2 separate regions of the Homo sapiens genome follow, and region 2 is linked to region 1. Evidence: chromatin contacts called from ENCODE Hi-C or POLR2A ChIA-PET data. All regions are on one chromosome and are shown on one strand. The core of a region is the stretch at or near the end of the contact, and the rest is flanking DNA. Distances in the headings are between cores, read along the strand shown. Region 1 has its middle 220 kb from the start of LINC03007. Region 2 holds the start of HOXA9 (homeobox A9).

Evidence for each region. A loop is a pair of places that touch in the nucleus more often than their neighbours do. ChIA-PET counts read pairs that join two places held with the same protein, here RNA polymerase II (POLR2A). Pooled maps may share reads with other maps.
Region 2: a loop to region 1 is called in a map of PC-9, with 31 times the contacts of the local background. The contact joins the promoter of HOXA9 here to the enhancer-like site in region 1. A Hi-C loop is called at or near these places in 3 of 168 maps with a recorded cell type or tissue (HCT116, PC-9 and psoas muscle), 1 of 37 single-sample maps with no recorded cell type and 13 of 50 pooled maps. POLR2A ChIA-PET finds 5 or more read pairs at or near these places in 1 of 52 experiments (GM12878).

What each region holds. Positions count from the first base shown.
Region 1 is chr7:25,567,530-25,570,375 of GRCh38, forward strand. No RefSeq gene overlaps it. Among named protein-coding and RNA genes, the nearest start is that of LINC03007, 220 kb to the right of the region's middle. Within about 2 kb of position 1,507, at least 5 of the 41 ENCODE cell types and tissues checked have a DNase peak (open chromatin) inside an H3K27ac peak, as active enhancers do.
Region 2 is chr7:27,164,158-27,167,003 of GRCh38, forward strand. HOXA9 (homeobox A9) reads right to left here and starts at 1,380. Exons shown (of 2, transcript NM_152739.4): 1 at 721-1,380. The coding sequence starts at 1,300. It overlaps HOXA10-HOXA9 (HOXA10-HOXA9 readthrough), which reads right to left. Exons shown (of 3, transcript NM_001433944.1): 2 at 721-810. RefSeq lists enhancers at 1-793, 794-1,670, 2,519-2,846.

The sequences.
Region 1 (2,846 bases), core at 257-2,756:
ATGATGGTGGTCTTACAAGATTATAATGGAGCTGAAAAATTCCTATCACCTAGCGGCATCATAGCTGTCGTACCGCTGTAGGCATTACTCACACGTTTGTGGCGATGCTTCTGTAAACAAACCTACTGAGCTGCTGGTCATGTAAAAGTATAGTGCATACAATTATGTACAGTACATAATACGTGACAATGTCAATCAAAACTATGTTATTAGTTTATGCATTTACTATACTATCCTTTTAATTGTTATTTTAGATTATGCATTTACTATACTATCCTTTTAATTGTTATTTTAGATTATGCATTTACTATACTATCCTTTTAATTGTTATTTTAGAGTGTACTCTATCTACTTATGGTTTTAAAAGTTACCTGTAAACAGCCTCAGGCAGGTCATCTAGGAGGCATTCTAGAAGAAGGCACTGTTACCACAGGAGACGACAGCTCCATGGGTGTTCTAGCCCCTGAAGACCTTTCAATGGGATAAGATGTGGGAGTGGAAGGTAGTGATATAAAAAGGAAATAAATAAATAAATAAACACATTTAAAAATAGAAAAAAAGCTTATAGGATGAGAATATAAGGAAAAAATATTTTGTACAGTTACACAATGTATTTGTGTTTTAAGCTAAGTGTTATTACAAAGGAGTCCAAATTGAAAAGTTTATAAAGCAAAAAAGTTACAGTAAGCTAAGGTTAATTTATTATTGAACAAAGAAAAAGATATTTTATAACCTCAGTGTAGCCTGAATGTGCAGTGTTTCTAAAGCCTACAATAGTGCAGTCATGCCCAGGCCTTCACATTCACCCACCACTCACTCACTCATGGACCCAGAGCCACCTCCAGTCCTGCAGGCTCCAGTCATGGTAAGTGTCCCATACACTTACCATTGTACCATTTGTTTTAAATCTACTGCTGTATCTTACTGTGCGTTTTCTATATTTAGATACACAAATACCATGTGTTACAACTGCCTACAGTATTGAGCACAGTATCACGCTGTTCCAGTTTGTAGCCAAGGAGCAATAGGCTATGCCACACAGCCCAGGGGTGTGGTGGACTCTGTGGTCTAGGTTTGTGTAAATACACTCTGGGTCTAGGTTTGTGTAAATACACTCTATGACGTTCACACGGCGTTGAAATCGCTAAACATGCACGTGTCAGAACATTTCCCCGTAGTGACACCTCACGTGACTGCATTGGTACCTCTCTCATAGTGAGTCAGTGCGTGTTGGACACTGGAACAGCAGGTATCACAAAGCGCTTCCAAAGTGTTTTGTTATCACCACATTTTCTCACGGAACTAGGTAGAAAGATTTTCCCTTCCCATTGAAGATGCTTCTAAACTTGACTCCAACTTGCCTTCCTGCCTTTTCTTCTACTTCGTAAGAGTTTAACACCTAATCGTTCCTGTCCCCTACCTCCCACCCCCACCTCAGATACTTCCAAGTGTATACAGTCCTTTGTCCAGGTCTCTGCTTTTGCCGCTACTGCTGGTGTTTCCGCATTCAGAAAGTCCATCTCCGCCTCGCTACCGACCCCTGGCGGTTAACAGGGTGACCGACGAGTGGCAAGCTTGTAATAAACAGTGGGTGTTGTCGATATTGCGGTCATCAATTATCAATAGCATTACAGTAGTCCCTCTTTATCCGAGGGGGATACGTTTCATGAACCCCAGTGGATGCCTGATACCACGGATAGTACCAAACCCTATGTCTGTGATATTTTTTCCTATACATACATACCGATGGTAAAGTTTAATTTATAAATTAGGCACAATAAGAGATTAACAAGGATAACTAATAATAAAAGAGAATAATTATAACAATATACTACAGTAAAAGTTACCTACTTGTGGTCTCTTTCTCTCAAAATATCTTTTTTTTTTTTTTTGATGGAGTCTTGCTCTGTCGCCCAGGCTGGAGTGCAGTGGTGTGATCTCAGCTCACTGCAACCTCCGCCTCCAGGGTTCAAGCGATTCTCCTGCCTCAGCCTCCCAAGTAGCTGAGACTGCAGGCACACGCCACCACGCCCGGCTAATTTTTTTGTATTTTTTTTTTAGTAGAGATGGGATTTCACCATGTTGGCCAGGCTGGTCTTGAGCTCCTGACCTCAAGTGATCCGCCCTCCTCGGCCTCCCAAAGTGCTGGGATTACAAGCGTGAGCCACTGCACCCGGCTCAAAATATCTTATTGTACTGTACTCACCCTTTTTCTTTTTGTGATGAAGAAGGGATGGAGCAGGACGGCAAGAGAGTTCATCAGGCAACTCAGAATGGCACACAACTTAAACTAATGAGTTGTTTATTTCTTGAATTTCCGTTTAATATTTTCAGACCATGGTTGACCACAGGTAACTGAAACTGCAGAGAGCAAAACCACCGATAAGGGGGAACTCCTGTATTGATAACATCTTTCAAGGCCCAATCTCAAAGCCACCTCCTTCATAGAGTTTTTCCTGCCTCCCACACATCTGAGACCTCCTCCTCTGAGTTCCTTCTGACTGTTACCTGGTCTACCTCAGGCTGCTTCTCATACTCTGAGGCTACACTTTTAAAAATATAAGAACCTAGTGATATTATTTTTAATAACACATTTTATTTAACATAATATATCCCAAATATTATCATTTCAACAAGTAATCAATAAAAATTAATATATCAAAAACTAAAATTAAAATGAAAAATAACAAAACTAAAATTGCCTGTGTTGTTTGCATTATATTTCTATTAGAGAGGCCTATTCTAAAGTTACTTTTTCTCCAGCTTAATTAAAATATAATTGACAAATGCAAATTGTATGCATTTATGGTATACAACATGATGTTTTGATATACATCATACGTTGT
Region 2 (2,846 bases), core at 130-2,629, 1.6 Mb after region 1:
CCACGCAGAGGGAAAGCATGCTGCCTTGTGTTCTGTAGCAAGATTAGGATTCCTCTGTCCCGTTCACTGACTTCGTCTTTCTTTCCCAACCTGTCCCTCTACGCCCCCCACTCCTTATTTAACCTTCCTGGAAGGCCTTCGGAGCTGGGCAAGCCGTCAGGGCGCCCTAAGGCCGCTGATCACGTCTGTGGCTTATTTGAATAATCTGTCATGGGGACCCTTGTGGCCCGGGTCGCCCGCAGCCTCATCTTGGCAGGATTTACGCCGCCACTGGCCGAAGGCAAGAAGTGGAAGGAATCGGCCGTCTCCCCCAGCGTCCCAGCTCCGGCTGCCCTGGCTGCCGCCGCTCACGGACAATCTAGTTGTACAAAAGGCTCTCTGGGCTGCACTGCTTTCGAAGAACGGCCCAAAGTATCTCGGTCCTGGGCCTGGGCAGCCAAGGAGAGGGGCGGCCAGTCTTGGCTCGTCCCGAAGTGCCCGCCCCGCCCCCTCTCGCTGCAGCAGCCGCCTCCTCTCCCGTAGCCCTGCGGGCCGCTCTTCACTGCTCTCCAGACTTGGGGCCCTATCTGAGGCGTCCCAAACACCAACTTCTGGCTCCTGGCCCCAACTCGAGAGGCTTCCAGCGAGGACGAAGGCAGGCTCGAGAGAAACCTGGCGGGCCAGCAGATCCGGGAGGCCGGCGTGGAGGCGGCGGCGGATTTGAAGGGAGGAGACACTTACTGGGATCGATGGGGGGCTTGTCTCCGCCGCTCTCATTCTCAGCATTGTTTTCAGAGAAGGCGCCTTCGCTGGGTTGTTTTTCTCTATCAACTGGAGGAGAACCACAAGCATAGTCAGTCAGGGACAAAGTGTGAGTGTCAAGCGTGGGACAGTCACCCCTTCTGGCCGACAGCGGTTCAGGTTTAATGCCATAAGGCCGGCTGGAGGGCAAGCCCGCGAAGGAGAGCGCACCGGGCGTGGGCTCCAGCCAGGAGCGCATGTACCTGCCGTCCGGCGCCGCCGCCGCCACGGGCGCCTGGGGGTGCACGTAGGGGTGGTGGTGATGGTGGTGGTACACCGCAGCGGGTACAGCGTTGGCGCCCGCCGCGTGCACTGGGTTCCACGAGGCGCCAAACACCGTCGCCTTGGACTGGAAGCTGCACGGGCTGAAGTCGGGGTGCTCGGCCAGCGTCGCCGCCTGCCGGGGAGGCTGGCCCAGGGTCCCCGGCGCATAGCGGCCAACGCTCAGCTCATCCGCGGCGTCGGCGCCCAGCAGGAACGAGTCCACGTAGTAGTTGCCCAGGGCCCCAGTGGTGGCCATCACCGTGCCCAGCGCCTGGCCCGCCCGGCCCGACCCACGGAAATTATGAAACTGCAGATTTCATGTAACAACTTGGTGGCACCGGGGGGGAAGTACAGTCACCTAATAAGTTGCCGGCGCCCGCGCCCCCATTGGCCGTGCGCGTCACGTGCCCGTCCAGCAGAACAATAACGCGTAAATCACTCCGCACGCTATTAATGGTCCGATGTTTTGCAGTCATAATTTTTATAGCAAAAGCCATATGTTTTTATGTAAAGGGATCGTGCCGCTCTACGATGGGGTTTGTTTTAATTGTGGCCAACGACGATTAAAAGATCAAATCTAGCCTTGTCTCTGTACTCTCCCGTCTCCCCCCCCATACACACACTTCTTAAGCGGACTATTTTATATCACAATTAATCACGCCATCAAGAAGGCGCGGGTCCCGCGTGCGAGTGCGGCCAGCGGAGCCCCTCACATAAAATTAGACAATAATTGAAGCCATAAAAAAGCAGCCAAATCGCATTGTCGCTCTACTGTATTTAAATCTATATTTATGATATTTCATAAGGAGTTATTGTTTCAGAAGCCACACAGGCTGGCGGGAAGTCGGAAACGACCAACAGATTCGTTTGCCTCGCCGTGGCTCCCAGCTGTAAAAATTTACGAGGACTTGGAAAGGTTAGACTGTTGTGTTTGGTTGGCGAGCTCCCTGTAAATAATCCCTGCGGTCCCCGGGAGAGGCGAGTTTACCCGCGGCCGCCCTCGAAAAGTCAAATTCAACGCAGGATCCGTCCCAAACGGAGCCGCCGCCGGCCCTACCAGGGCACTCCAGGCAGGGACCGGCCGCTCAGGGAGTACCGCGGGTGTAGGTCCCCACAGCTACCCGCCTGGAGCGAGGGGCGCCCGGGCAACCCTTAAATTCGCCTTTGCTACGAGGACCCCACGGAGGAGCTGGCCAGGAGGGAGCGGCCAGCCGCCACCAGGGCGAAGGTTTTGAGGGCCTGGTTGGTTGTGCGGCGCGCTCGGTCCCCGGCCCTCGACCCCACGCACACGCGCGCCCAGCCCGCCTTTCTCATCAGCTGGCAATCAGGATTCCCAGGCGCAGGCGGCTGGCGACCCAGCCCTGTGCTCCAGCCTCAGAGGCTCTAACCATGAGCGCTGCAAGCCTGGTTGCGCTCCGTGAATCCCAGCTGGGGAAAAAACTACAAGTGGCATGAATGGAAGGCAAGTTCGGTTTGGGAAAAGGCAGCCTCGCCTAAGAGACCCCGCAGCTCCGGAACCTGGGAGGCCCGCACCGATGTGGCCTGTCCCGGGGCCGCGTGAGCCTTTCAGGGCTCCTTCCTCCCTTTCCAGCTGCTACTCCGGGCCTCGCCTTGGTTACCTACGGGGCCCGGAGACTCGGCGGAGAGGTACAAGGCCCAAAGAGAGGCAGCCACAGCTCAAGGCCAGGGCTGGAAATTAGAACGGGGAGGGGTAAAAGGGCATCGACTCCAGTCCCATTCCTGGGCCTGGCCACGTTGGGGAAGTTTATTTCTCACCCGTTGGGGGTAAATTAAAAGGTCGC